2 separate regions of the Homo sapiens genome follow, and region 2 is linked to region 1. A link is an interaction called in ENCODE POLR2A ChIA-PET data of the cell type or tissue named here. Cell type or tissue: A673. All regions are shown on one strand. Each heading gives the region's core, and the rest is flanking DNA. Links, peaks and the distances in the headings are about the cores only.

Region 1 (15,272 bases), core at 4,838-12,837:
ATGGATAGTTACATTGTTTTCCGTTTTAGTCTACTAGGAGTAATAAATATTATGGGGCCAGGTATGATGATGTGGGATTGTAATCTCAGCATTTTGGGAGGCTGAGGCTGCGGATCTCTAGAACCCCAGGAATCTGAGAACAGCCTGGGCAACACAGTGAGACCTTGTTTCTACAAAAAGTTAGCTAGGCATGGCAATGTGTGTCTGTAGTCCCAGCTACCCAGGAAGCTGAGGTGGGAGGATCGCGTGACCCCGGGAGGTCGAGGCTGTAGTGAGCCATGATAACACCACTGCACTCAGCCTGGGCAACAGAGTGAGAGCCTGTCTCAAAACAAAACAAAACTATTACGAACATTTGCATACATTTGCATTTCTCTTGGGCCACATGGGAGTGGAATCCCTGGATCACATGGTAACTCTATGTCTAACCTTTTGAGGAACCAACTGTTTTCCACATTGAGGACTACATAATTTTACAATTCCCCCAACAACATATGAGGGTTCCAATTTCTTTATTTTTTTTAGAGATAGGGTCTTGCCCTATCATCCGGGCTGGAGTCCAGTGGCACGATCATAGCTCACTGCAGCCTCAAACTCCTGGGCTCAAGCAATCCTCCCACCTCAGCCTCCCGAGTAACTGGGACTACAGGTGTGTGCCATCAGACCCAGCTAATTTTTTCATTTTTTGTAGAGATGGAGTCTCCCTATGTTGCCCAGGCTGGTCTCGAACTCATGGGTTCAAACAGTCCTCCCATCCTGGCCTCCCACAGTGCTGGGATTACAGGTGTGAGCCACTGTGGGCTTCAATCTGTTCACTTCCTCACTGACACTTGTTACGTGTATTTTTGATTATAGCCATGCTAGGGGATGTGAAGTAGTAGCTCCTCATGGTTTTTTTCTTTTTTTTTTTTGAGACGGAGTCTCTCTCTTTTGCCCAGGCTGGAGTGCAATGGCGCGATCTCGGTTCACTGCAAGCTCTGCCTCCTGGGTTCATGCCATTCTCCTGCCTCGGCCTCCTGAGTAGCTGGGACTACAGGCGCCCACCACCGCGCCCGGCTAATTTTTTGTGTTTTTAGTAGAGACGGGGTTTCACTGTGTTAGCCAGGATGGTCTCTATCTCCTGACCTCATGATCCGCCCACCTCGGCCTCCCAAAGTGCTGGGATTACAGGCGTGAGCCACCACGCCTAGTCTGTTACTGGCATTTAAATGTTACTGAGCACTTTTTCATGTCCCACACAGAATATATAGGAATCCTATGAGGGTAGTAATTGTTATTTTTACAGATGAGCAGGCTGACACAGAGCGATTAAGTAACTTGCCCGGGGTCACACAGACCAGGAAGTCTGCATTATTTCTGCCAGGCATATTTTTCTGTTCTCTGACCCCTGTGGTCAGTCCTGTGCTGGGCACTCCTAGTACAGGGTAGTTAAGATAGGAACAAGCAAACAAGTTTATTCGGGAAACAGATTGTTAATAGGAATCATAATTCATTCTTGTATAGAATCTTTTTTTTTTCTTTTTTTTTGAGACGGAGTTTTACTCTGTCACCCAGGCTGGAGTGCAGTGGCGCAGTCTCGGCTCACTGCAAGCTCCGCCTCCCGGGTTCATGCCATTCTCCTGCCTCAGCCTCCGGAGTAGCTGGGACTACAGGCGCCCGCCACCACGCCCGGCTAATTTTTTTGTATTTTTAGTAGAGACGGGGTTTCACCGTGGTCTCGATCTCCTGACCTCGTGATCCACCCGCCTTGGCCTCCCAAAGTGCTGGGATTACGGGCATGAGCCACCGCACCCGGCCTGTAGTTTTTCATCTTTTAAAGTCTTTGTAATCTTCGGAAGCCTTTGTAAGTCTTGCAGTGGGTTGTTCATACTCTTTCAGGGGTATATGGGAACTCTGAGAATATGATGAAAGCTCTGATATTTCTACCTAGAAAAATATACACATACGGTAAAGATTTGCTGGCCTGCTGGGGAGCTGTGCCTGTCCATAGCCCCCCTCTTTCCCAGGGTAGCGGTTCTTCTTTTTTTTTTGAGACAGAGTCTCGCTCTGTCGTCCAGGCTGGAGTGCAGTGGTGTGATCTCGGCTCACTGCAACCTCCACCTCCCGGGTTCAAGCGATTCTCCTGCCTCAGCTTCCTAAGTAGCTGGGACTACAGGTGGTGCCACCAGGCCCGGCTAATTTTTGTATTTTTAGTAGAGACGGGGTTTCACCATGTTGATCAGACTGGTCTTGAACTTATGACCTCGTGATCCACCCACCACGGCCTACCAAAGTGCTGGGATTATAGGCATGAGCCACCACGCCTGGCGCTTGACTAATTTTTGTATTTTTAGTAGAGATGGGGCTTTGCCATGTTGGCCAGGCTGGTCTCGAACCCCTGGGCTCAGGTGATCTGCTTGCCTTGGCCTCCTAAACTGCTGGCATTATAGGTGTGAGCCACTGAGCCCAGCCATTGGTAATGGTTCTTACACTAAGTGAAATCTGATTTTCTGGGGGCTTGTTAAATACAGGGATACCTCGATTTTCACACGTCACCTTATTGCTCTTTCAGGTAATTTGTCTTTTCTTTTTTCTTTTTCTTTTTTTTTTTTTTTAGACAGGGTTTCACTCTGTAGCCCAGGCTAGAGTGCAGTGGCAGGCATGGTGGTGTGCACCTGTAGTCCCAGCTACACAGGAGGCTGAGGCAGGAGGATCACTTGAGCCTGAGAGGTTGTGCACCACCACGTCCAGCTAATTTTTGTATTTTTAGTAGAGACGGGGTTTCACCATGTTTGCCAGGATGGTCTCAATCTCTTGACATCGTGATCCACCTGCCTCGGCCTCCCAAAGTGCTGGGATTACAGGTGTGAGCCACTGCACCCAGCCTGGTCATTTTCATTGTCATCCTTGGGCTTGAAGGGAAGACTGTGGCTGGGTTGCAAAAGACAGTGTGAGCTTTTGCCAAGTAGGAGCCATTGAATGCTCAATACAAACAGCAGGTACTCTTATGCAAAATTGCTCCTCTTCCTCCACAGAATGGCTTCTGCAAGGAAAGCCAGCCGTCCCATGCGTGATGTTTTTGGTGACTTCAGTGATGTTTCCTTGGAAGATTCAACAATGGAAGAAATCAGAAACTTCCAGATCAGTAGAAATCTTACCAAAATAGCACCTGGTCATAGCAGATTTCTAAAAAGAAACCAAACTCTAGATGAGAAACACTTACTCCTGAAAGAGAACCCTGTGCTCGGGAGTGGACCCAGGCTTGCCTCATGTAGACCGCCCACCACTGCCTCCAGGATCCGAGCCAATGCCGCACTCATGAAGCTGGCCCAGCTGGAAACCCGGATCATGAATCGGAAGCTGCAGAGGAATTTGTCTGACACGGAATCTGACTCAATGACCGCCGATGCTGGTCTTCCAAAGAGAGCTGACAGAATCCTCTCTGGGGGTGCACTCGAACTCGCGTCCCAGAACACAGACAAAACTTCCCAGAATCAAGCCCGTGAACTTCCTGTCACCGAAAATAATGCACAGAACGCGAAGGTCAGTAGGTTTCTAAAGAAGAAACAAGCACCTGTTGAAAACATATCCCCTGAAGCACCTGCTGGGAAAGAGAGGACTTTGCAAACCCCCAAACAGAAAGAACCTGCTAGAACATTTGATTCTCCAGACAGTGACGAAGAAGAAATGAAAGTATTGCTAGGAAGCTTGATGGACTCTTCTAGAGAAAAAAACACGAATCAAGGCTTCAGCAGCGCTAACGTCAGCGAGGAAGAAGAAAGAAAACTATTTTCGGTGAGATTTTTTTTTTTTGGTAAATTTATTTTAATTTATTTAATTTAATTTTTTTTTTGAGATGGAGTTTTGCTCTTGTTGCCCAGGCTGGAGTGCAATGGCACGATCTCTGCTCACCGCAACCTCCACTCCTAGATTCAAGTGATTCTCCTGCCTCAGCCTCCCGAGTAGCTGGAATTACAGGCATGCACCACCACGCCCAGCTAATTTTATGTGTTTAGTAGAGATGGGGTTTCTCCATGTTGGTCAGGCTGGTGTTGAACTTCCGATCTCAGGTGATCTGCCCGCCTCAGCCTCCCAAAGTGCTGGGATTACAGGCATGAGCCACCATGCCCGGCCGGTGACTGGCTACTTTTTTGTATTTTTTTTTTTTTTGAGACCAAGTTTCGTTCTTGTTGCCCAGGCTAGAGTGCAGTGGCGTGATCTCAGCTCACCGCAACCTCCACCTCCCAGGTTCAAGTGATTCTCCTGCCTCAGCCTTCCTGAGTATCTGGGATTACAAGCATGCACCACCATGCCCGGCTGATTTTGTATTTTTAGTAGAGACAGGGTTTCTCCATGTTGATCAGGCTGGTCTCCAACTCCTGACCTCAGGTGATTTGCCTACCTCAGCCTCCCAAAGTGCTGGGATTACAGGTGTGAGCCAGTGTGCGTGGCCTATTTGTGGAATATTTTCTTTCTTTCCTTTTTTTTTTTTTTTTTTTTGAGATGGAGTCTCATTCTGTCACCAGGCTGGAGTGCAGTGGCCTGATCTCGGCTCACTGCAACTTCTGCCTCCTGGGTTCAAGCAATTCTTTTGCCTCAGCCTCCCGAGTAGCTGGGATTACAGGAGCATACCACCACGCCCAGCTAATTTTTGTATTTTTAGTAGAGATGGGGTTTCATCCTGTTGGCCGTGATGGTCTCGATCGCTTGACCTCATGATCTGCCCGCCTCGGCCTCCCAAAGTGCCGGGATTTACAGGCGTGAGCCACCACGCCCAGCCTTGTGGAATTATTTTCTACTCCCAACATTATCTTACCTAAATATTGTACTGTGACTTTCAGAAATGAAGAGAGAAAGGGGATGCAGTAAGAGAAAAATGTGATACCTGTGGTCTTGGTCTCATGCTCCCCGCTAATTGCACTGTCTGTTTAACCATAAGAACTTTTAGGTATCAGCCAGGTATGGTGGCTCACACCTGTAATCCCAGGGTTTTGGAAAGCTTAGGTGGGTAGATTGCTTCAGCTGTGGTCAAGGCCAGTCTGGGCAACATGGCAAAACCCATTCCTACAAAAAAAAAAAAAAAATTAGCCAGGTGTGGTGGCACATACTTGTAGTCCTAGCTGCTTGGGAGGCTGAGGTGAGAGGATTGCTTGAGCCCAGGATGTCGAGGCTACAGTGAGCTATTGAGCCACTGCCCTCCAGCCTAGGCAACAGAGTGAGACCCTTTCTCAAAAAAAAAAAACAAAAAACAAAAAAACAAAAAACCTTAGTTGTCATAAGTTTGTTAATTTCAAGTGTTTTATATCAGGTCCCATCTCAACTGAGAGCATTTACTGTACCCAGCGTGGAACTCTCCAGCGCAAAGCCTTCTCAGACATCACACCTGCCAACCTCCCTGGCAGCAGACAGAACCCTTCACAGCACTCGCTCAAGAGCAGACTACCCACAGAGTCACGTTTCCAGTGACACCGCCTCCCACACGCCGTCAGTTTCCATCACAGGCGCCTTTTCAAACTCAGTGTCTTTAAAGATGGGGCATGTCAAGCTTGTGTCCTCCCCGGGAAGGAGTGAGGCTGAGACTGTGGACGAGCCAGTCTCAGAAGGTGCTGATGACAGCCTCGACGGTAATCCCAGTCCCGGTGCAAAGCCAGTACCTTGGGCAGGAAGGGTGGGGCCACCTTTAGAGTCCCTGACGCAGTGGTCATGGGGCATTGCCACAGGCAGGGAGTTTTGAGTCGCATCTCACACTCAGCTTTCTAACTTTCTTGTCTGGTTGAGGGGCCAAGTCCGATTTTTGTGCTATCTTTATTTATTTATTTAATTCTGAGACAGGGTCTTGCTCTGTCGCTCAGGCTGGAGTGTAGTGGGCATGATCAGGGTTCACTACAGCCTCAACCTCCCAGGCTCAAGCAATCCGCCTGCCTCAGCCTCCTGACCAGCTGGGACCACAAGCGTGTGCCACCACACCGGGCTAATTTTTGTACTCTTTGTGGAGACCAGGTTTCACCATGTTGTCCAGGCTGATCTTGAGTTCCTGGCCTTAGGTGATCTGCCTGCCTTGGCCTCCCAAAGTGCTGGGATTACAAGTGTGAGCCACTACACCTGGCTTACCAACTCATCTCTTGAGTCAATTTAAACCTGTTGGAAGCTGTTGGAGGCTAGGCCTGGTGGCTCACGCCTGCAATCCCAGTGCTTTGGAAAGCCTAGGCAGGAGGAGTTTGAGACCAGCCTGGCAACATGGTGAAACCCTGTTTTTACAAAAAATACAAAAATTAACTGGGTGTGGTTGTGCGCACCTGTAGTCCCAGCTGCTGGGGAGGCTGAGGCAGGAGGATCGTTTGAGCCTGAGAATTGGAGCCTGCCTGGGAATTGGAGGCTGCGGTGAGCTATGAACACACCACTGCACTCCAGCCTGGGTGACAGAGCAAGACTCCATCTCTAAAAAAAAATTTTTTTAAACCCAAAAACCTGTTGGGGCACCAGAATCTCCACAGAGAACCCCACACTCCTGGGTCCCGGCACACACTTGGTTCAGGCACTGGCCTCCACCCTAAGGTTCTGTGGTGCCTTTGACTTGCTGTACTATTTTTTTGTTTTTTAGAACTCTTTTTTTCAGAACTCACAGTCTATTAACTTGCTGTAAATGACAACATAGGATGCTTTGGGGCCATGTCTCAGGTCTGCCCCTGCTCCACAGTCTTCCCACTCTTTCCCCCCAGCTGGCTGGCTGCCCTGCCACCTCCCACCCCTTACACCACACACGTACTTCTCAGCAACTTCCAACAGTACACTCTGATCAGCTGCTAATCTGTCTAGACCAGGGGCTAGCAGGCCTGTCTTCTGTCTGTTTTTTTTTTTGTTTGTTTGTTTTTTTGAGATGTTGCCCAGGCTGGGGTGCAGTGGCGTGATCTCAGCTCACTGTAATCTCTGCCTCCCAGGTTCAAGTGATGCTCCTGTCTCAGCTTCCCAAGTAGCTGGGACTATAGGCGCACGCCACCATGCCTGGCTAATTTTTTGTATTTTTAGTGGAGACGGGACGGGGTTTCACCATGTTGGTGAGGCTGGTCTTTTTTTTTTTTTGAGATGACATCTCGCTCTGTCACCCAGGCTGGAGTGCAATGGCGTGATCTCGGCTCACTGTAACCTCCGCCTCCTGGGTTCAAGCGATTCTCCTGCCTCAGCCTCCCAAGTAGCTGGGACTACAGGTGCCCACCACCACGCCCAGCTAATTTTTATACTTTTAATAGAGACAGGGTTTCACCATGTTGGCCAGGATGGTCTCGATCTCTTGACCTTGTGATCCGCCTGCCTCCGCCTCCCAAAGTGCTAGGATTACAGGCGTGAGCCACCGTACCTGGTGGTCAGGCTGGTCTTGAACTCCTGACCTTGTGATCTGTTCTCCTCAGCCTCCCAAAGTGCTGGGATTACAGGCATGAGCCACTGTGCCCGGCCCTGTCTTCTGTCTGTTTTTTTTTTGACAGAGTTTTGCCCTTGTTGCCCAGGCTGGAGTGCAATGGCGTGATCTTGGCTCACTGCAACTTCCGCCTCCGAGATTCAAGCAATTCTTCTGCCTCAGCCTCTCGAGTAGCTGGGATTACAGGCTCTTGCCACCACGCCCAGCTAATTTTTCTATTTTTAGTAGAGACGGGATTTCAACATGTTGGCCAGGCTGGTCTTCGACTCCTGACCTGAGGTGATCCACCTGCCTCGGCCTCCCAAAGTGCTGGGATTACAGGCATGAGCCACTGCACCAAGCCTGTCTTCTGTCTTTATAAAGCTTTCTCAGAAGGCAGCCACGCTCCTTCCTTTACACATTGTCTATGGCTGCTTTCACACTATGACATTGGAGCTGAGTCAGTCTGTCCCCAAAAGCTGGAAATTTCCCAGCTAGCCTTTTATTTTTTATCATTATTATTATCATTATTTGTTATGATAATTATTTTTGAGACGGAGCCTTGCTCTGTCACCCGGGCTGGAGTGCAGTGGCATGATCTTGGCTCACTGCAACCTCCAACTCCGGGTTCAAGCGATTTTCCTGCCTCAGCCTCCTGAGTGGCTGGGACTACAGGCACGTGCCATCACACTTGGCTAATTTTTGTATTTTTAATAGAGATCGGGTTTCACCATGTTGACCAGGCTGGTGTTGAACTCCTGGCCTCAGTTGATCTGCCCATCTCGGCCTCCCAAAGTGCTGGGATTACAGGCGTGAGCCACCATGCCCGATGATTATTATTATTTTTTAGAGACAGGGTCTCTCTATGCTCCAGGCTGGAGTGCAGTGGTGTGATCATAGTTCACTGCAGCTTTGAACTGGTCTCAAGAGATTCTCCGGCCTCAGCCTCCTGAGTAGCTGGGACTACAGGCACCCGCCACCACGCCTGGCTAATTTTTTGTATTTTTAGTAGAGACAGGGTTTCATTGTGTTAGCCAGGATGGTCTCGATCTCCTGACCTTGTGATCTGCCCGCCTCGGCCTCCCAAAGTGTTGGGATTACAGGCGTGAGTCACCGCGCCTGGCCATGTCTTCATATCTTTCTAAACATTTGTGGGAGATTAGGCTGGCTGCGGTGGCTCACACCTGTAAACCCAGCACTTTGGGAGGCCGAGGCAGGTGAATCACTTGAGGCCAGGAATTCAAGACCAGCCTGGCCAAATGGTGAAATCTTGTCTGTACTAAAAATAGAAAAATTAGCCGGGCGAGGTGTCAGGCACCTGTAATCCCAGCTACTCAGGAGGCTGAGGTGAGAGAATCACTTGAACTTGGGAGGCAGAAGTTGTGGTGAGCCAAGATCGTGCCACTGCACTCCAGCCTGGGTGACAGAGTGAGACTCTATCTCAAAAAAAAAAAGAAAAGAAAAGAAAAAAGAAATTTGGAAGGTTTGTAAAAATTTATGGAGTAAATAAGAGAGTAAATGTAAACGCTTATACTCATTTTTTAATTACAGAGTTTAGAATAAATATTTTATCGCTTGACGGTCTGGCTCCAGCTGTCAGTGAGAACTCCGATTTGGAACAGGAAGTAAGTACAACAAAGTCATTTTTCATGGTCGATTGTTTTTGGCTTCAACATTTTTTTTTTTAAATTTTTAAAAAATTTAAAAATTGAGGCAGGGTCTCACTATGTTGCCCAGGCCGTCCTCAAACTGGGCTCAAGCAATCCTCCCGATTCAGCCTCCCAAAGTGCTGGGATTACAGGTGTGAGCGACCATGCCTGGCCCAATGTCGATTCTTATGTGGAAAAGCAAGTAATGTTTCATTTAGGCCTATAGTTTTCAAATCTGCCCCCCAGGGGACATTGGCAATGTCTGGTGACATTTTGGCTGTCATGACTAGGGGGTGGGTGACAGATGCCACTGGCATTGTGAGTGGGTGGAGGCCAGGAACACTGCTCCATATTGTGTAATGCACCGGGTGGCCCCCAGCTGCCAAGAATGTTGTGGCCTCTGATGTCAAGAGTGCAGTAGGTGAGAGACCCTGATTTAGGTGCTAACAGGATGAAGCTACCTTGGTTAGCTGGTGATTAAAGCACATCCCACGTAAAGCCGCCCATGACAACATCTGCACGGAGGCAACACTTCACCAGCCGTATCCAGTCACACTCCCTGTTGTGATTTTTGTCCTGGTGGCCACCGGCACTGTCAGATACACGTGTTGGTTATACACAGTGATGACATTTTATTTTTATTTTAAAATATTTATTGTTTTTATTTTATTATTATTATTATTTTTTATTTTAAACTTTTTTTTTTTTTTTGAGAGAAGTCTTGTTCTTATCCCCCAGGTTTGAGTGCAATGGCTCGATCTCGGCTCACTGCAACCTCCACCTCCCGGGTTCAAACGATTCTCCTGCCTCTGCCTCCCAAGTAGCTGGGATTAAGTCCCCTGCCACCATGCCCAGCTAATTTTTGTATATTTTAGTAGAGACGGGGTTTCACCATGTTGGCCAGGCTGGTTTCGAACTCCTGACTGCAAGTGATCCACCTGCCTTGGCCCCCCAAAGTGCTGGGATTACAGGCATGAGCCACTGCGCCTGGCCTATTATTATTATTATTATTATTATTATTTTGAGACAGAGTCTCGCTCTGCTGCCCAGGCTGGAGTGCAGTGGTGTGATCTCAGCTCACTGCAAGCTCCGCCTCCTGGGTTCACACCATTCTCCTGCCTCAGCCTCCCGAGCAGCTGGGACTATAGGCGCCCACCACCAGGCCCGGATAATTTTTTTTGTATTTTTAGTAGAGATGGGGTTTCACCGTGTTAGCCAGGATAGTCTCGATCTCCTGACCTCGTGATCCGCCCGCCTCGGCCTCCCAGAGTGCTGGGATTACAGGCGTGAGCCACCACGCCCGGCCTTAATTATTATTTTTTTGAGACACAGTCTCGCTCTGTCGCCCAGGCTGGGACTACAGTGGCACAATCTCAGCTCACTGCAACCTCCACCTCCTGGTTTCAAGCAATTCTTGTGCCTCAGCCTCCTGAGTAGCTGGGATTACAGGCACCCGCCACCCTACCCCACTAATTTTTGTATTTTTAGTAGAGATAGTTTCACCATGTTGGCCAGGCTGGTCTCCAACTCCTGACCTCAGGTGATTCACCCACCTTGGCCTCTCAAAGTGCTGGGATTACAGGCATGCGCCACCATGCCTGGCCCAATTTATTTATTTTTGAGACAGGTCTCACTCAGGCTGGAATGCAGTTGGGGGATCATGGCTCACTTCATCCTCGATGTCCTAGGCTCAAGCAATCCTGCCCAGCCTCCTGAGTAGCTGAGACTACAAGCGTGCACCCATGCCTGGCTAATTTTTTATTTTTTTGTAGAGATATGGACCGGCTGGGTTGTCCAGGCTGGTCTTGAACTCCCAGCTTCAAGCAATCCTCCTGCCTCGGCCTTTCAAAGTGCCGAGATTACAGGTGTGAGCCATTGCCCCCAGGCATGATGAAACTTAATTTTTAAAATATTTTTTTTCTTACAGAGGTAGGGTCTTGCTATGTCTCCCAGGCAGGTCTTGAACTCCTGAGCTCAAAGGATCCTGCCGCCTCAGCCACCTAACATTTCATCAGTCCATGATGAAATGTTTTTTTTTTGAGACAGAGTTTTGCTCTTGTTGCCCAGGCCGGAGTGCAATGGTGTGATCTCAGCTCACCATAACCTCTGCCTCCTGGGTTCAAGTGATTCTCCTGCCTTAGCCTGCTGAGTAGCTGGGATTACAGATACGTGCCACCATGTCTGGCTAATTTTGTATTTTTGGTAGAGACGGGGTTTCTCCATGTTGGTCAGGCTGGTTTCAAACTCCCAACCTCAGGTGATCTGCCCGCCTTGGCCTCCCAAAGTGCTGGGATTATAGGCATGAGCCACTGTGCCCGGCTGAAAATTTTTTAATTTTTTTTTTCTTATAGAGGTAGGGTCTTGCTGTGTTGCCCAGGCAGGTCTTGAACTCCTGAGCTCAAAGGATCCTACCGCCTCAACCACCTAAAGTCCTTAAGTCCATGATGAAATGTTAAATGCCATCCACGTGCCACCTAAGCATGCGTCACACCATCAGGATTCCTGCAGCCCCGTGGACATGCCGTACTGAAGACGCCACAGTTCTGTTTAGAATACTCCGTGCCCACATCTAATGAGGACCTGGTGTGTCCCCTTGTCTGCGGGAGTGCTGCAGGTCCCCAGCTCCTAGGAGTGCAGTGTTCCTAGCATGTTGATATTTCCAAAACACTTCCCAGCCACCTCTGCCATTCTTCATTTTAGGAGGAAAGTGCTCAGAGACAAAAAACAGCTGGCAAAATCTTCAGAGCCGAGGCGTCCACTGGGCAGGATGCCCCGAGGCAGGCCCAGGCGAGGAGCTGGGCATCACAGGGAAAGGCCGCCTCTGCAGAGGGGGATGAGAGCGAGGTCTCGGAGCATCTCAGTGCCAGCTCGGCTTCTGCCATCCAGCAGGACAGCACTTCCAGCATGCAGCCACCATCTGAAGCCCCCATGGTGAACACAGTCAGCTCAGCTTATTCGGAGGATTTTGAAAACTCTCCAAGTCTGACAGCATCTGAGCCAACCGCCCATTCCAAGGAGTCTCTTGACAGAACACTGGACGCTTTGTCTGAATCCTCTTCAAGTGTGAAGACAGACCTTCCACAAACAGCCGAGTCTAGGAAAAAGTCGGGCAGGCACGTGACAAGAGTGCTTGTGAAGGACACAGCTGTGCAGACGCCAGATCCTGCCTTCACCTACGAGTGGACCAAGGGTAAGCCTTGGGGCCCGTGGGGGCCGGGGCAGCCGGGACAGGAGCTCAGCGTGTGGTTTACAGCATCCTGGGAGACACGTGGGAGAGCTCAGGTTCCTGAGATTTGGGCTCTTGTTATTAATCACCTGGAGGGGTTGGCCAAGCAAGGTGGCTCACGCCTGTAATCCCAGCACTTTGGGAGGCCGAGGCGGGAGGATCACTTGAGGTCAGGAGTTCAAGACCAGTCTGGCCAACACAGGGAACCCTCATCTCTACTAAAAATACAAAAATTAGCTGGCTGTGGTGGTGTGTTCCTGTAATCCCAGCTACTCAGGAAGCTGAGGCTTGAGAAGAACCCGGGAGGTGGAGGTTGCAGTGAGCTGAGATGATGCCCCTGCACTCCAGCCTGGGTGACAGAATGAGACTCTGTCTCAAAAAAAATAAAAGTCACCTAGGGACCTTGGCTCACCATTTCCTCTTCCATGGACGAGGGACAGCCGCCCTCGTGTGTCCCGATGTCTTCCTAGCCCTGAAGCATTCAGAAGGATCAGAACCAAGGACTAGGGTAGCACCTCCCACAGGATGATTCACGGGGGGACTCCAGCAAGGTCTGGAGACATTATTAGTTGTCACAACTCAGGGTGGGGAATGCTATCGGCATCTGCTGGGTGGAGGCCAGGGGTGCTATTCCACACCCCGCAGTGCACAGGATGCCTTTGTCCTGGAGAATGAACACCCTGGGTGACTTTCCAGATATTTCTCTCTCTCTCTCTCACTCTGTTTTTAGAGATGGGGTCTTGCTATGTTGCCCAAGCTGGAGTACAGTGACCCAATCATAGCTCACTGCAGCCTCAACCTCCCTAGGCTCAGGTGATCCTCCTACCTCAGCCTCCTGAGTAGTAGGATTACAAGCATGCGCCCCCATGCCTGGCTAATTTTTATATTTTTTGTAGAGACAGGGTCTTGCCATATTGCCCAGCCTGGTCTCAAACTCGTGGGCTCAAGCAATCTGTCAGCCTTAGCCTCCCAAAGTGTTGGGATTACAGGCGTGAGCCACTGCACCCGGCCCTGTATCTTTTTTTTTTTTGAGATGGAGTCTCACTCTCTTGCCCAGGCTGGAGTGTAGTGGTGCGATCTTGGCTTACTGCAACCTCCACCTCCTGGGTTCAAGCGATTCTCCTGCCTCAGCCTCCTGAATAGCTGGGATTACAGGTATGTGCCACCACGCCCAGATAATTTTTGTATTTTTAGTAGAGATGGGGTTTCACCATGCTGGCCAGGCTGGTCTCAAATTCCTGACCTCGTGATCTGCCTGCCTCGGCCTCTCAAAGTGCTGGGATTATAGGTGTGAGCCACCGCACCTGGCCCCCTGTATAATTTTAAAATGTTCTTTGTAGAGACAGGGTCTCCCTATGTTCCCCAGCCTGGTCTTGAACTCCTGGGCTCAAGTGATCCTTCCACCTGCTCATGTTGGCCCCCCAAGGTGCTGGGACTACAGGCATGAGCCACCATGCCTGGCCTTCGGGCATTTCTCTCATTCCCAGCTTCAGTCTCGGCTCTTGCTGGTGGAAAGGCCCCATTCTTTTAAACATTCCCATGTTATTATTTTATTTTATATAATTTTATTTTATGAGATGGGGTCTCGCTCTGTTGCCCAGGCTGGAGTGCGGTGGCACAATCTCGGCCCACTGCCTCCTCCACCTCCTGGGTTTCAGCGATTCTCCCACCTCAGCCTCCCCAATAGCTGGGACTAGAGGCGCCTGGCTAATAAACATTCCCTTTTAATATCTCTTTTCTCATCCATATGGCTCTTGACAAGGTAGACTGGATGTGAAAAATGATGTAGTTCCCAGCCTGGCCAATATGGTGAAACCCCGTCTCTACTAAAAATACAAAAATTAGCCTGGTGTGGTGGCACGCATCTGTAGTCCTAGCTACTCGGGAGGCCGAGGCACAAGAATCGCTTGAAACCAGAAGGTGGAGGTTGCAGTGAGCTGAGATCGTGCCATAGCACCCCAGCCTGGGCGACAGAGTGAGACTCTGTCTCAAAAAAAAAAAAAAAAAAAAAAAAAGGCAATGTAATTCTCACTGGATCTATTTGTTTTGATTTGGGGGCTTAACCTAACATCAGCCTGACGGGCCCCCCAGGAGAGGGTGAGTGGTGTCTGTTTCTCAGGAGGGAAAGTCAATCACATGGACTGAGTCAAATCACCTTGGAGGTGTTAAATGGTATTTTCAACCTGGGATCTGGGCTCAGAATTGTTTGTGTCTCTCTGCACTTCTGTCCATATTTTTGGCAATTTAGGGATGCTTTCATGAAACACTGGCGAGGCTGTTTTCCTAGACTAGGACTGACAGGGAAAGGAGAAAGAAAAAACAGCAGCCATAAACACGCTGGCCTCAGAGCCCAGAGAACACGCAACATCCTGAGGTCAACAGTGACCCTTAGAAGAAGGGCTGGGAAAGCACATCCTCCACTGCTCTCGACTGCAGCCACCGTGAGCCGGAGCCACCGCTGCACCCAGCTAGGATACCCGTGCCTTGAGCCAAGAAAACCTAGCAGAAAAATGGAGGCAGCCTTGGGAAATACTTGAAAGGGGAAGAGGGTAAAAAAAAGTAAAGAAGGGCCGGGTGCGGTGGCTTACACCTCAGCACTTTCAGAGGCTGAGGCAGGAGGATTGCTTGAGCCTAGGAGTTCAAGACCAGCCTGGGCAACATAGGGAGACCCTGTCTCTACAAAAAATTTTAAAAATTAGCCAGGCGTGGTGGCGCACCTGTAGTCCCAGCTACTTGGGAGACAGATGGGAGGATTACGTGAGCCCAGGAGGCTGTAGTGAGCTGTGATCATGCCGTGCACTCCAGACTGGGCAATAGAGCAAGACCCTGTCTCAAACCAAAAAAAAAAAAAAAAAATGCAAGAGTGGCGATCACCTTCAGAAAGAGGGAAGAACAAGGTCACGTAGTTTATTCCAGGGTCGTATCTGTGGACCCGAAAGTCATTTCTCTGCGTCCTGCCTGCTTACCCCTCTCTTTGTCCCCGAGATAGTGGCCAGCATGGCAGCCATGGGGCCTGCCCTGGGAG
Region 2 (15,272 bases), core at 3,884-11,883, 53 kb after region 1:
AGTGGTGTGATCTCAGCTCGCTGAAACCTCCACCTCCTGGGCTCAAGTGATTCTCCTGCCTCAGCCTCCCAAGTAGCTGGGATTACAGGCAGGTGCCACCATGCCTGGCTAATTTTTGTTTTAGTAGAGATGGGGTTTCACCATGTTGGCCAGGGTGGTCTCAAACTCCAGTGATCCACCCACCTCAGCCTCCCAAAGTGCTGAGATTACAGGCATGAGCCACCACGCCTGGCCCCAAACTGACTCTTGACCAAAGAATCTGATTTGGCAAACCAAATCTTAGTGCAGTGTTCGCTCCTCGTCCCCTTACCCAGAACATGATTCAGATCCTAACATAAACACAAAAACAGGTCAGGGAACCAAAACACTGTGGTCTTGTCTATTATACAAAATATTGAGATAATGTTCACGATTCATTCTGTTTTCAGCAATTGTGACAATTTTGAAGCTTCTCTCGAAGCTTCGAAACACTTCATTTCCTACTAAATACCAAAACGTGTCAGACAGGCATCACCAGTGGGAACTTGGTTTTGTTTTGTTTTTTTTTTTGAGATGGAGTCTCGCTCTGTTACCCAGGCTGGAGTGCACAATCTCGGCTCACCACAACTTCTGCCTCCCAGGTTCAAGCAATTCGCCTGCCTCAGCAGCCTGAGGAGCTGGGACTACAGGCACGCGACACCATGCCCGGCTAATTTCTGTATTTTTAGTAGAGATGGGGTTTCACTATGTTGGCCAGGCTGGTCTCGAACTCCTGACCTCGTGATCCGCCCATCTTGGCCTCCCAAAGTGCTGGGATTACAGGTGTGAGCCACTGTGCCTGGCCGGGGAACTTTGTTTTTAAACGTTTACAAACAAAAAGATTTTCGATGCATAGGCCAGTCCTAATGCATCCCATAATGGGGACCAAGGCAAAAACACACACACACAACTACAAAATATTCCCTAGAAAAATGCAAGATCCTCCGAAAATCAAGATCTCTCTACCAAACAACATACCAAGTCATCACAGAAGAGGTGAAGATGCCTCTCAAAAGACATGTGCCACAGAAATAGAGCTTGAAATACTGAACACGATTTCTCGAAGATCCTTCTCACCACCCCAAGAGAAGCGCCCTGCTCTGGTGAGGGAAGAGGAGGCAAAGGAGAAGAGAGAAGTTTCCCTTCCATCTGGATCTGGGTGGATGCCAACCCTGACGTGCAGGGCAGAGCACCAGGCTGCAGGAACTGGATGCTAATTGCAATCGCTTTTTGCTTTGGAACATTTGCCAGGAACTTGTGAACTGCTAAGGGGATGACCAGGAAACTGGATCCATCTCTGTGGCTGGGGATGTTTTGAATGATTCTCGCGGGCTCCCTGTCTGCTTGGTGACCCTGTTGGTCCTATGCGTATCTGCGCCAGGGAATTAAACTAGCCAGTCTGACGTTCTCAAGCACCGCCCTGGACACCCCCACTGCCAGTTCATGGTCTACAGCCACAGTGACCCCAGCTTTTCACACAGGTCCTGAATGTTATCTGGAATGCAGACACAAGTGCTCTGAGCTACACTGCTTGGGGAATAATTCCACATGGAAAGGTACAACGTGGCCAAGATCTCCGCAGGGACACGGCCCTCAGATGACAGACTCCAGGAAGAAAGAGCATGAGACACTGGTCTCTGTTTAGGTTTGCCCAGAGCTCACGGCCGTCTGCACTGCAGGCAACGCATCCTCCTGCGGCTCACGGGGGGCCAGGAACCCCAGGGCTTCTGATGGAGAGTTATGCACCGTCCCCTCGGCTGGGTTGTACATTCACTGATTGTCAGAAGTTTCTGATACTGCTGTGGGGGCCGGGGAAGGAGTCACCAACAGTCTGGTCCTGTCCTTTGGACTCTACACATCATAGCGGTTCAAACTGTACGAGTTTGGGTAGCTCTGCCGGCTGTATTGGAAGTGGTCTGTTAAGATGTTGTTGCGGCCGTACTGATAGTCCCCGTGCTGGGGGAAGAGGAGGCCGTTGTGGGGCTTCTCCAGTGGGCTCCGGTGACGCTCCTTGCTGCTCAGGTCTGCTGTGGTGACGGGGAGGAGGTGCTTCCTGGCTTGCTGGTTTGCATCGTACTTGGTCTGTGCCAGAAAGAGAGCAATGAGACAGGACATGCCCGGGGCATAAGAGCTCGTAATTCAAAGTCAATCAACTGGCTGGCTGCGGTGGCTCACACCTGTAATCCCAGCACTTTGGGAGGTCGAGGCGGGAGGATCACCTGAGCTCAGGAGTTTGAGACCAGCCTGGGCAACATGGCAAAACCCCGTCTCTACTAAAAATACAAAAAATTAACCGGGTGTGGTGGCGCATGCTGTAGTTCCAGCTACTCAGGCGTTCTGAGGCACAAGAATCACTTGAACCCAGGAGGCGGAGGTTGCAGTGAGCTGGGACCATACCACTGCACTCCAGCCTGGGAGACAGAGCAAGACGCTGTCTCAGAAAAAAAAAAAAAAAAAAAAAAAGTCAGTTAACCTCCGGGGCCGGCATAAGTCATAGGGCTTGAGCAAGGAAAGCAGACTTGAATGGACCAGACCACAGTGCATGGACAGACTCAGAAGACAAGTCCTTGGCCAGGCGCAGTGGCTTATGCCTGTAGTTCAAGTGCTTTGGGAGGCCTAGGCGGGAGGATCACTTGAGGCTAGGAGTTGGAGACCAGACTGGACAAAATAGAGAGACCCCATATCTACATGTGTTAAGAAACAAATGAAGAGGCCAGGTGTGGTGGCTCATGCCTGTAATCCCTACACTTTGGGAGGCCAAGGCAGGTGGATCAACTGAGGTCAGGAGTTGGAGGCTGGCCTGGCCAAGATGGTGAAACCCCATCTCTACTAAAAATACAAAAATTAGCCAGGTGTGGTAGGCGCCTGTAGTCCCAGCTACTCGGGAGGCTGAGGCAGGAGAATCGCTTGACCCCGGGAGGCGGAGGTTGCAGTAAGCTGGGATGGAGCGCCACTGCAATCCAGCCTGGGTGACAGAGCCAGACTCCATCTCGAAAAAAAAAAAAAAAAAAAAGAAAAGGAAAAGAAGGCAAGCCCTCCCTGTTGGCCATCCCATGTCCTTACACCGCACTAAACAGAGCCTTTGAGAGGAGGGAGGGAAAACCCCAGCTGAGACACAGCCGGAATGATTTGAGGACCTGAGGTTGCCTATGCAGGAAAAAGGAAGCCAGAGTGGGATGGGGCTACGCCAAGATCATAAACCAGTCAGTGGCAAAGCTCTGACATACAACCCCAGCCTTGAGCGCCCGGGAGGCCCTTCCTTTTCTGACTTCCTGGGTGTTGGGGGGCCGGCTTCCTTCCCTGCCCAGCCTCTCAGACTCTCACCTTGTTATAGAGGAAGACCCCCAGGATGGCGGTCATCATGCCCAGGACGTTGGTGCTGGTGACTGGGTTGCGCAGCATGATCAGGGACACCGTGATGACCATGATTCTTTTGGTGGCATTGGCGACCGAGTAGCTCAGGGGGCTAACGAGGTTGAGGATGCTGAAGGCGATAACATTCTGGGCAAAGTTACAGAAGCCGCTGACAGCCAGGAGCAGGAGCGTCCAGGGCCACTGGTAGACGTAGGTCTGCAGAGACCGGAAGGTAAAGACAGCACTTCAGTGGGCAGCGGTGACCCTGCCTCCCTGTATCCACCTGGCAGGGTTAGGGGAAGGGATGTGGAGGGGCTCATCTGGAGCCTCATGGTCCACAGGCAGCCAGTCCAGATGTGTCACCAAGAGACACTAGGTGCTTTAGGTCCATGACCTCAGAACCTCATGACACCACACAGCATGGGAATCACCCGCCGTCTCCTGCCAAGGAAACAGGTGAAGCCAGGTCCCCAAAGGGCACCAAGCAAGACGTAAGCCAAAGCCTTCCCTGGCAGTGAACAGCCAGGAACCCTGGGTTTGGCAAAGCAGGGATCTGCTTGTTGGACGCAATGCATTCTACAGGGTTGGAGGTCCTGGGAAGGTGGCTCTGAGCCTGCGAAGTACCTGGTAATACGAAAGCCACGGGTCTGCACCTATTGCTGCGAGGATGAACAGAATCATGGCTTTTGAAGTGCTTTACAACAATCTCAAGCCAAACAAACACAAGAGGTGACGTTACCATCAACAGCTGAGGCCAGGTGCAGTGGCTCACACCTGTAATCCCAGCACTTTGGGAGGCCGATGCAGCTGGATCATCTGAGGTCAGGAGTTCAAGACCAGCCTGACCAACATGGTAAAACTGTGTCTCTATTAAAAATACAAAATTGGTCGGGTGTGGTGTGGTGTGGTGGCGCATGCCTGTAATCCCAGCTGAGGCAGGACAATCTCTTGAACCTGGGAGGTGGAGGTTGCAGTGAGCTGAGATTGCACCACTGCACTCCAGCCAGGGCAACAGAGCGAGACTCTGTCTCAAAAAAACAAACAAAAAAACCAGTTTAGGTTGGGCGTGGTGGCTCATGCCTGTAATCCCAGCACTCTGGGAGGCTAAGGAAAAAAAATCATTCGAGGGCAGCCTGGGCAACACAGTGAGACCCTGTCTCTACAAAAAAAAAAAAAAATTAGCCAGGCATGGTGGTGCACACCTGTGGTCCCAGCTACCTGGGAGGCTGAGGTGGGAGGATCGCTTGAGCCTAGGAGTTCAAGGCTACAGTGAGCTACGATGGCGCCATAGCACCCCAGCCTGGGCGACAGTGTAAGACACTGTTTCAAAAAAACCCCACAAAACTTTACCATCTGACCCTGACCAGAATGAGGCCATTCTGACTAAGGGATCCAGAAATTAAGAAATCACAACTAGCAGACATCGGGACCATGGAATCCCCCAAAGAGCCTAGGCTGGTCCCAGGACAGGCAGACAGGTGAGAACCAGGTAGACACTGCCCTGTAGGCCAATTTCCAGGCCACGCTGACCTTGGCCACAGGAGGACAGAGCTGGCTCAGCCCAGGGTGACCGTGATTGGCGGCCCTGCTGGAGCTGCAGGATGTCTACCTGACTCCATCTCCACTGCACTCCAAGAGAGAAGGATCACACGGTCCTCTCAAATGCAAGAAGACACGCTTAGGCGACCAGCTCAATGTCAACCAACTCAAGACTGGAACTCCCAAATGCAAATCCATTTACCTGTGCCATACACCCTGCAGCTTCTGCGGGGAACCTCACTGGAGGAATAGCCCCTGTAATATATATGAGCCCACCAGGATGCCTTCATGTTGGGCCAGCCTGTTCTCCCAGGGGTCGCTCCCTAAGGTGATCGGTTAGGATTTCCATGCTATTTTCTTCCTGCTTGCATAGATATCTATCTTCTGGGAAGGGAACCCAACCAATCTGGTTTAAAACAAAAAAAAAGATACATAATAAAATGGACTGATTTGGCAGCACGGTGCACAATTCCAGGCATTTTTTTTTTTTTGAGACAGAGTTTTGCTCTGTCGCCCAGGCTGGAGTGCAGTGGCGCGATCTCTGCTCACTGCAAGCTCCGCCTCCTGGGTTCACGCCATTCTCCTGCCTCAGCCTCCCGAGTAGCCGGGACTACAGGCGCCCGCCACCGCGCCCGGCTAATTTTTTGTATTTTTAGTAGAGACGGGGTTTCACCGTGTTAGCCAGGATGGTCTCGATCTCCTGACCTCGTGATCCACCTGCCTCGGCCTCCCAAAGTGCTGGGATTACTGGCATGAGCCACCACGCCTGGCCAATTCCAGGCATTTTAACAAATGCATCAATTCATGGAACCACCATGACCATCAGGGATTAGGACACTCCTGGGGGGCTTCTCTTTTGTCCTAACCCCCTCCTCCTAAACCTGGCAACCATCCATGTTTTCTGTCATGATCCGTGTGTCCTTGGGAGACTGTCATGGAGCTGGAATCACATGGCTGGGAACCTTTGGAGACAGGCTGCTTTCACTCAGTGTGGCAACTCTGCCATTCATCCATGTTGTGAGGGACAAGAGTTGGTACCTTTTCATTGCTGAGTAATGCTCCACTGTGTGTAACATTCCATGTACTGAAGTTTTTTGTTTTGTTTTGTTTTGAGACGGAGTCTTGCTCTGTCACCTAGGCTGCAGTGCAGTGGTGGGATCTCTGCTTACAGTAAGCTCCGCCTCCTGGGTTCACGCCATTCTCCTGCCTCAGCCTCCCGCATAGCTGGGACTACAGGCGCCCGCCACCATGCCCGGCTAATTGTTGTATTTTTAGTAGAGACAGGGTTTCATCGTGTTAGCCAGGATGGTGAAGTTTTTTTTTTGTTTTTGTTTTTTTTTGAGATAGAGTTTTGCTCTTGTCACCCTGGCTGGAGTGCAATGGTGCGATCTCAGCTCACTGCAACCTCTGCCTCCCGGGTTCAAGTGATTCTCCTGTTTCAGCCTCCCGAGTAGCTGGGATTACAGGCAACCACCACCATGCCCAGCTAATTTTTGTATTTTTAGTAGAGATGGGGTTTCACCATGTTGGCCAGGCTGGTCTCGAACTCCTGACCTCAGGTGATCCGCCCACCTTGGCCTCCCAAAGTGCTGGGACTACAGGTGTGAGCCACCACACCCGGCCTATTTTTTCTTGAGACGGAGTCTCACTCTGTCACCCAGGTTGGAGTGCAGTGGCACGATCTTGGCTCACTGCAACCTCTGCCTCCCAGGTTCAAGCAATTCACCTGCCTCAGCCTGCCAAGTAGCTGGGACTACAGGTGTGCCGCACCACACCTGGCTAATTTTTCTATTTTTAGTAGAGGAGGAGTTTCACTATATTGGGCAGGCTGGTCTCGAACTCCTGACCTCAAGTGATCCACCTGGCTCGGCCTTCCAAAGTGCTGGGATTGGATTATATGCATGAACCACTGCACCCAGCCATCTGTCCATTGTCTTCTGATCTAATTTCTCTCTGTTGTTTAAACTGGATAATGTAGACTGATTTATCTTCAAGTTATTGGCTCCTTCCTCTGTTACCTCCATTCCGCTTTTCAGTCCATCCCTTGAGTTTTTTTTTTTTTTTTTTGAGATGGACTCTCGCTCTGTCGCCCAGGCTGGAGTGCAACAGCATGGTCTTGGCTCACTGCAACCTCCGCCTCCCACGTTCAAGCAGTTCTCCTGCCTCAGCCTTCTGAGTAGCTGGGATTACAGGCACGTGCCACCACGCCCAGCTAATTTTTGTATTTTTAGTAGAGACGGGGTTTCTCCATGTTGGTCAGGCTGGTCTTGAACTCCTGACCTTGTGATCCATCTGCCTTGGCCTCCCAAAGTTCTGGGATTACAGGCATGAGCCACCACGCCCAGCCAATCCCGTGAGTTTTTAAGTTACTATCTTCCATTTAAAAATTTCTGGCCTCCAGCCTGGCCAACATGGTGAAACCCCATCTCTACTAAAAATATAAAAATTAGCCAGGCATGGTGGCAGGCGCCTGTAATCCCAGTTGCTCGGGAGGCTGAGGTAGGAGAATCACTTGAGCCTGGGAGGCAGAGGTTGCAGTGAGCCGAGATCCCGCCACTGCACTCCAGCCTGGGTGACAGAGCAAGACTCCGTCTAAGGGAAAAAAAAGAAAATTTCTAGCCAAGTTTGGTGGCTCATGTCTATAGTCCCAGCACTTTGGGAGGCTGAGGCGGGTGGATCACTTAAGCCCAGAAGTTTGAGACCAGACTGGGCAATATGGCAAAACCTTCTTTCTACAAAAAATACACACACACACACACACACACACACACACACACACAGAGTTAACCAGATATGCTGGTGTGAACGTGTAGTCCCAGCTACTCAAGAGGTTGAGGTGGGAGGATCACTGAGCCCAGAGAGGTTGAGGTGGCAGTGAGCTGTGATTGTACCACTGCACTCCAGCCTGAGCACAGAATGAGACCCTCTCTCAAAGGAATTTAAAAAATTTCCATTTGGTTCTTCACTCTATCTTCTATCTGTTCACATTTGTCTCCAGAGTCTTTACTTTGCTCCTTGGAGCACGATGGTAATCACTGCTTTAAAGTCTGTCTGATAATCCCAACATCTGTATCATTGCACTGTTGGCCCTTGTTGATTGTCTTTTCCCAACCACCTGGAATTTCCTGGGTCTTCGTAAACTACGTAATTTTGGCTGGAATCCCGGGCATTTCGCATATTATAAAAGTCTGGGTCTTATTTAAATCCTATGAAGAATGTTGATGTTTTGTTTTAGCAGGCAATTGATGATGCTGGGTTCAGGCTGCAGGCTTGACCAGCCTTCTGTGGGTTGTGGTTCCAATGTCAGTTATGTTTTCAAAGCCTTTCCAGTGGTATTTGGCTCTGTCCTGAGTCTGTGCCGCCTGTGGTCAGTCTGAAAGCCAAGCGGTGGTCTCTCCCACAGTTCTGTTCTTAGTCTTTGGTATGCTGTTTAAGATCTCATCCTCACATGTGTGACGCTCAGGGGCGAGCCTGGGATTCCATGGGCGACTTTATGAGGTCGCTGTCCTCAGCTCCTCCCTCCACACAATCTCCTGAGTACTTTCTAGTTTCCTAGTCCCTCCCTTTCATGGCCCTCCAGTCAGAAAGCTGAGGTTTAATCACCGTACTCTGCTGTTCACTTCCTGTGATTACACCCCCATTTGAGGGTCAAGCAGTGACAGTACAGAGAACAAGCTGCAAAAGGGCTCATCCCATCCTCTGAGGACTATATGTCCTCAAACAGCAGAGGAAGAGTCGCCCTTCTCAGGGTTTTAGGTGGCTGTGGAACCTGCTGCTGCTGCCACCAACGTAGGATTGTCAGGAGCCTGGGAAGCAAGAGATGAAGGCAAAAAAGAAAATAGAAAAAAACCTAACAGACAGCCGGGCGTGCCGGCTGGCGCCTGTAATCCCGGCACTTTGGGAGGCTGAGGCAGGGAGATGATCTGAGGTCAGGAGTTCGAGACCAGCCTGGCCAACATGGTGAAACCCCGTCTCTACTAAAAACACAAAAATTAGCCAGGAGTGGTGGTGCGCGCCTACAATTCCAGCTACTCAGGAAGCTGAGGTGGGAGAATCACTTGAACCTGGGAGGTGGAGGTTAGAGTAAGCTAAGATCGTGCCACTGCACTCCAGTCTGGGTGACAGAGTGAGACTCCATCTCAAAAACAAAAAAAAAAAACCAAAAAAAAAAAAAAAAAAAGAGAAAAAGCCTAACAGGCATCCAGGTGTGGTGGCTCACGCCTGTAATCCTATCTCTTTGGGAGGTCGAGGCAGGCAGATCACCTGAGGTCGGGAGTTCAAGACCAGCCTGGCCAACATGGTGAAACCCATCTCTACTAAAAAAAAAAAAAGAATACATAAAAATTAGCTGGGCATGATGGCATGTGCCTGTAATCCCAGCTATATGGGAGGCTGGGGCAGGACAATCTCTTGAACCCTGGAGGCAGAGGTTGCAGCGAGCTGAGATCACGCCACTGCGCTCCAGCCTGGGCAACAGATCAAGACTCCATCTCAAAAAAAAAAAAAAAAAAAAAAAAAAAAAAGAAAGAAAAGAAAAGAGAAAGCCTAACAGGGGATTTCCTCCATTCTCTCTGAGGGTTAGGAGTCTCCTTTCCCATTCTCCAGACTCCAAGCAGAGAACATCTCTGTTCTCATTCAGTGCCCACATCTACCTTCTGAGCTGCCTCATGTCCAGGCTGAAGACACAGGAGGAAGAAGAATGACGAACTCACTGGTGGCTCCAAGGCACTCTGAATTCTGGTCTTTCCTCCGCCCATCTGCCTGCTACCATTTATTTCTCGGTTCTCAAGTAGCTGCTTCATGCATTCTGTCCAAGTTTTGAAACCAGGCCACCTGCTCCAGAGTCTAGGAATCCCCGCCTGTCTTTTGCCAAGCCATTTGGCAACTGGGCCAGGCGTCTCTGGGAACTGCCCACTGCAGCCTTTGATTCTTGGTAGACTGGAGAGCAGCAGACACCAGCTGACATTCTCCCATCTCATCCTCTTCCCGCCTGTTCTGGAGAACAGGACTGCGACGGTGCTAACTAACCTGCTGTCTGTGTAGTCTATGTGGGAGACACAAGACAAAGAGGGGGAACCCAGACATGTGGGAACCCCATCTTCAGACTGCAACATTAGTGAATATGGTGTATGCCTAGGGCTGCTATTAAAATACACAAAGTCATGCTCATGTTAAAAAACATATGGGCCAAGTGTGGTGGCTCACAGCTGTAATCCCAGCACTTTGAGAGGCCAAGGCGGGAGGATGGCTTAAGGCCAGGAGTTCAAGACCAACCTAGGCAACAGTGGGAGACAGTCTCTACGAAAAAAAAGAACCAACCAAACAAAACACCACCAAACATAACATACATAGCCTCAACTAAAAAAAAAAGGTTACTTAAGGTATTACAACAACAAAAAAGATAATGACTAGAACAACAATAACAACACAAAATGTCCTAAGTGCAAGAAAAGCAAAGACAAAAAAACACAGCAAAAGCCTGTATGTTTCTGTCCATGTGTGGACACATACATACTCTAATGAGCTGTAACACAGAACAGCAGAGGAACTGACAGGAAACCCACTGACACTATTACACAGCCGTACAAGAAATGAGAAAGGCCTTCTATGTCGTTATGAAGAGCTCTCTGGGACGATGAGATGAAATGAACAAGGTGCAGAATAGTTCAGCTCCCCTTCAGTATCCACGGAGGACTGGTTCTAGGGACCCCTGCGGATGCCAAAATCTACAGATATTCAAGTCCCTTTTATAAAATGGTTTAGTATTTGCATGTAATCCATGCACATCCTCCCATATACTTGAAATCATCGCTAGATTACTTGTAATCCCTAATACAATAAAACTGCTATACAAATAATTGTTATACTGTATTATTTTAAAATGTCTTATTCTTTATTATAGTATTTTGTTTTTCTACCATATATTTTCAATTCGCAGTTGGCTGAATCCACTAGTGTGGAACCCACAGATATGGAAGGATGACTGTATGTTTATATTTATTTTTGAGATAGGGTCTTGCTCTGTCATGCTGGCTGGGGTGCAGTGGCTCAAACATGGCTCACTGCAGCTTTGACCTTCCCGGGCTCAAGTGATCTTCCCACCTCAGGCTCCCAAGTAGCTCGGACTACAGGCATGTGCCACCATGCCGGGTTAATTTTTGGTTTTGTTTTACGTAGAGACGGGGTTTCACCATGTTGACCAGGCTGGTCTCAAACTCCTGAGGCTAAAGCAGTCTGCCTGCCTCTGCCTTCCAAAATACTGGGATTACATGTGTGAGGCACTGTGCCTGACCTGTAAATTTAAAAAGCTACTTTTTGGGCTGGGCGTGGTCGCTTACGCCTATAATTCCAGCACTTTGGGAGGCCGAAGTGGGTGGATCACCTAATGTCAGGAGTTTGAGACTAGCCTGGCCAAAATGGAGAAACCCCACCTCTAGTAAAAACACACAAAAAATTAGCTGGGCGCGGTGGTGGGTGTCTGTAGTCCCAGCTACTCGGGAGGCTGAGGCAGGAGAACTGCTTGAATCCGGGAGGCGGAGGCTGCAGTGAGCCGAGAACATGCCATTGCATTCTAGCCTAGGAGACAGAAAAACTCCGTCTCAAAAAATAAAATAAAATAAAATAAAATAATAAAATAAAAAGCTACTCTGTGTGTAATAAGGACAGAGGGTGATTATACATGCAAATTTGCTTATATTTGCAAAAATATGGAACAGGTGAACTAGGAGCCTAAGAAATGTTATCCATGGTCAGGGAGGGGACAGGGAGAGTACAGGAATCATGACCAGACTTCTTCTTTTTTTTTATTTTTATGAGACAGTCTCACTTTGTCACCCAGGTTGGAGTGCAGTGTCGTGATCTCAGCTCACTGCAACCTCCACCTACCTAGTAGCTAGGATTATAGGCGTACGCCACCACACCAGATAATTTTTATATTTTTTCTAGAGATGGGGTTTCCCCACGTTGGCCAGGCTGGTTTCGAACTCCTGGCCTCAAGGGATCCACCTACCTCGGTCTCCTAAAGTGCTGGGATTCCAGGTGTGAGCCACCACACCCAGCCTGCAAAGAAATACTAACCTTTTCTCAGCACTCCAGTTGCAATTGTGCTGTGAGAATGCTCATTCTGAAGCAATTATATGAGTGAGTGTACAGTAGAATAACATCAGTGAATAACGGGTAGAATAAGCAACTAAGAAACGAGGAGCGGAACCAAGCATACCAGCGACGAGATCTAAATATGAAATTCAAAACAGCAAAGATCTGGACTGTTCAACTGAAAGTGACGCTAATTGCTAGGAACTCTTTGCTGCTGCCCCAAGTGTGTACTTCCTAATTTTTCACAGTAAAGGCCTAACAACAATGACCACCCAGCAGCAAAAAGCACCCATGGCACCTGGATTGTGTCTCTAAATACCGCTCCCCACTAACGGCACCTGGAGTCCTGAAGGAGGGGCTGACTGCAGCTCTGGGATGGGAAGTACACAAGGTGAAGGCGGGCATCCCGCTGGGAGAAACGCTGACCCACAGTGCTAGAAGGGCAAGGAGCCAATCAGAAGGGCTCCAATGGCTAAGACAGGACAATTTTTTTTTCTTCTTTTTTTTTAAGATGGAGTCTCGCTCTGTCGCCCAGGCTGGAGTGCAGTGGTACGATCTCAGCTCACCGCAACCTCCGCCTTCCAGGTTCAAGCAATTCTCCTGCCTCAGCCTCCTGAGTAGCTGGGATTACAGGCGTGCACCACCATGCCTGGCAAATTTTTGTATTTTCTGTAGAGATGGGGTTTCACCACGTTGGCCAGGCTGGTCTTGAACTCCTGACCTCAAGTGATCTGCCCACCTCGGCCTCCCAAAGTGCTGGGATTACAGGCTGGAGCCACTGCGCCTGGCCAAGACAGGACAATTTGACTAGGAAAACGAATAATTCATGCAACTGACAAACACATAAAAGTTCACAATGATGCTGGAGAAAAAAAGAGAACCCCTTCCCTACCCCCAAACAAACCCTCAACTCTGGTCAACATTTGGAGTAAGCTCCAACTCTCTATCCTGAAAATTAGTCATCAAAAGGAACAGTTAAGCATTAAACTGCCTTTCTCGTACCATACTTCAAGGTAACAAACTAGTCCTGGAAGATGGAAAGTTCTTCACAGAAGAATTACAGCTCATCAATGTGAAACGAAAGTTAGAAAAGTGAGCCATGGTTTACTGATTGGGAAAATAGAGGTAATATCCACTACTTCAGCAGGTGGAGCCAAGGATTAAAGATAAGAAATGTCACAAATCCAGCTAGACCACATTAAGACCTCAATAAATATTTACTTTTCCTTTCTAACTCGAGTCTGGAAGAATCGCACTGGCCTCCTCCTCACCGCAGGCACTTGCATTCATTTATAACACATTCTCTGAAGGCAGACCCTGCAGGTGGCAAAAAGATTCGACGTGGAGTAAATGGAAACAGAGACCAGGGAGGAACTGAGCTGCACAGTTTTCTTTCTTTCTTTTTTTTTTTTGAGACGGAGCTTCACACTTGTTGCCCAGGCTGGAGTGCAGTGGTGCGATCTCGGCTCACTGCAAACTCTGCCTCCTGGGTTCAAGCGATTCTCCCACCTCAGCCTCCCAAGTGGCTGGGATTACAGGCGTGCACCACCACGCCTGGCTAATTTTGTATTTTTAGTAGAGACAGGATTTCACCATATTGGTCAGGCTGGTCTCGAACTCCTGACCTCAAATGATTCACACACCTTGGCCTCCCAAAGTGCTGGGATTATAGGCGTAAGCCACCACACCCAGGCAGCGCATGTTTTTTTCTTTTTTTTTTGACACGGAGTCTCCCTCTGTCACCCAGGCTGGAGTGCAGTGGCACCATCTCGGCTCACTGCAACCGCCACATCCTGGGTTCAAGCAATTCTTCTGCCTCAGCCTCCCAAGTAGCTGGGACTACAGGTGCGAGCCACCATGCCTGGCTAATTTTTGTATTTTTGGGAGAAACAGGGTGTCACCATATTGGCCAGGCTGGTCTCAAACTCCTGACCTCGTGATCCGCCCGCCTTGGCCTCCCAGAGTGCTGGGATTACAGGCGTGAGCCACTGCGCCCGGCTTTTTTTTTTTTTTTTTTTTTTTTTGGCCAGTGCATAGTTTTCAAAGTTCCAGGGCTGGCAAGGCACAGTGGCTCACATCTGTAATCCCAGCACTTTGGGAGGCCAAGGCAGATCTCTTAACGCCAGGAGTTCAGGACCAGCCTGGGCAACATAGTGAGACCCTGTCTCTCCAAAAACAGTAAAAAAACAAAAATCAAACAAAAAAAAATTAGCCAGGCATGGTGGTATTCGCCTGCAGTCCCAGTTACTCGGGAGGCTGTGGGAGGATCGCTTGAGCCCCGGATTGAGGTCAAGGCTGCAGTGAGCCATGATTGTGCCACTGCACTCCAGCCCTGGCAACAGAGCGAGGTTCTGTCTCTAAAAAATAAACATTTAAAATAAAAAATGAGTAAAAATAAAAAGTCAATGTGCTATCTGGACTATACTGTCAGGAGGTGAAAGAGTCACCTTCTCTTCCTTGACGCTACTGGCGCACACACAGCAGCTATCAGCACCTGGGATCAAGCACACCAGAGAAGGAAATACACAGGAAACCCACTTCCTCGATGGCGTGCATCGTCACCGTGAGGCATTACAGAGGACTGACTGCTGAAAGCGCTGGCTGTCAGGTGCCCAAAAGATACCACAATGTTAACATGCAGCTACAGCTCCTCAACAAAGCACCTATTCTGGAACTAGCCAAGAAAATGGCGTGTTCTTGGTGCTGTACAACTCACCAAGTCGCTGCTGACCAGGAAAGCCGAGAGGTCCACCAGAACCCAGGTGGGGATCATAAAGAAGACGGCGTGGCAGCCCAGGATGTTGAGCAGCCGGAGATGGTGGATCCGTGAATCTCGCAAGACCTGGAAAGGGAAAGCCTCTTTAGAGGGTGATTAAAACTATATGTGGCAAAAAGGGCTCCAGTGACTCAGGCCCCAAACACAGTGACTGGACATTAACCCTGACATCTGAGCTTGGACACCAAACCTGCAAGTGCATTTGTGAGGACATACACAGCACAGGCCTGAAACAAGCACCATGCTCCACGCATAAACGACTGAGAAAAGAAAACAAAAATAAAACAGTAACACTCAGTGCTGGTGAGGATGAAGTGAAGTAGGCACTCTGAAATTCCACTGGTTTGAGGCTGAATTGGTATAACCTTTCTAAAATACGACCAGACAAACCATATTAAGAGTGATTAACGTTTCATACCCTCTAACCTGAGAACTGTAAGCCTATCATAATGAAATAACTGAGACAGGAAAACATCACACACGTGATTGT

What was found. ChIA-PET counts read pairs that join two places held together with the same protein. Peaks named below come from ENCODE experiments on the same cell type or tissue, not always from the same donor. Only the 100,000 strongest peaks of a DNase experiment are listed, where the experiment ranks them.
Region 2: POLR2A ChIA-PET joins it to region 1 with 6 read pairs; 11 of 35 experiments call an interaction of 5 or more read pairs at or near these places.

The regions. Positions count from the first base shown.
Region 1 is chr19:16,497,778-16,513,049 of GRCh38, forward strand. It overlaps C19orf44 (chromosome 19 open reading frame 44), which reads left to right. Exons shown (of 9, transcript NM_032207.4): 2 at 3,015-3,774; 3 at 5,288-5,603; 4 at 8,924-8,997; 5 at 11,722-12,211; 6 at 15,237-15,272. The coding sequence starts at 3,016. Among named protein-coding and RNA genes, the nearest start is that of C19orf44, 9.0 kb to the left of the region's middle. In A673, for the core only: no CTCF peak of the experiment used is centred there; no DNase peak of the experiment used is centred there.
Region 2 is chr19:16,551,810-16,567,081 of GRCh38, forward strand. SLC35E1 (solute carrier family 35 member E1) reads right to left here. Exons shown (of 6, transcript NM_024881.5): 4 at 14,723-14,848; 5 at 3,343-3,588; 6 at 1-2,100. The coding sequence ends at 1,870. Among named protein-coding and RNA genes, the nearest start is that of SLC35E1, 13 kb to the right of the region's middle. In A673, for the core only: no CTCF peak of the experiment used is centred there; no DNase peak of the experiment used is centred there; H3K27ac peaks cover 751 bases.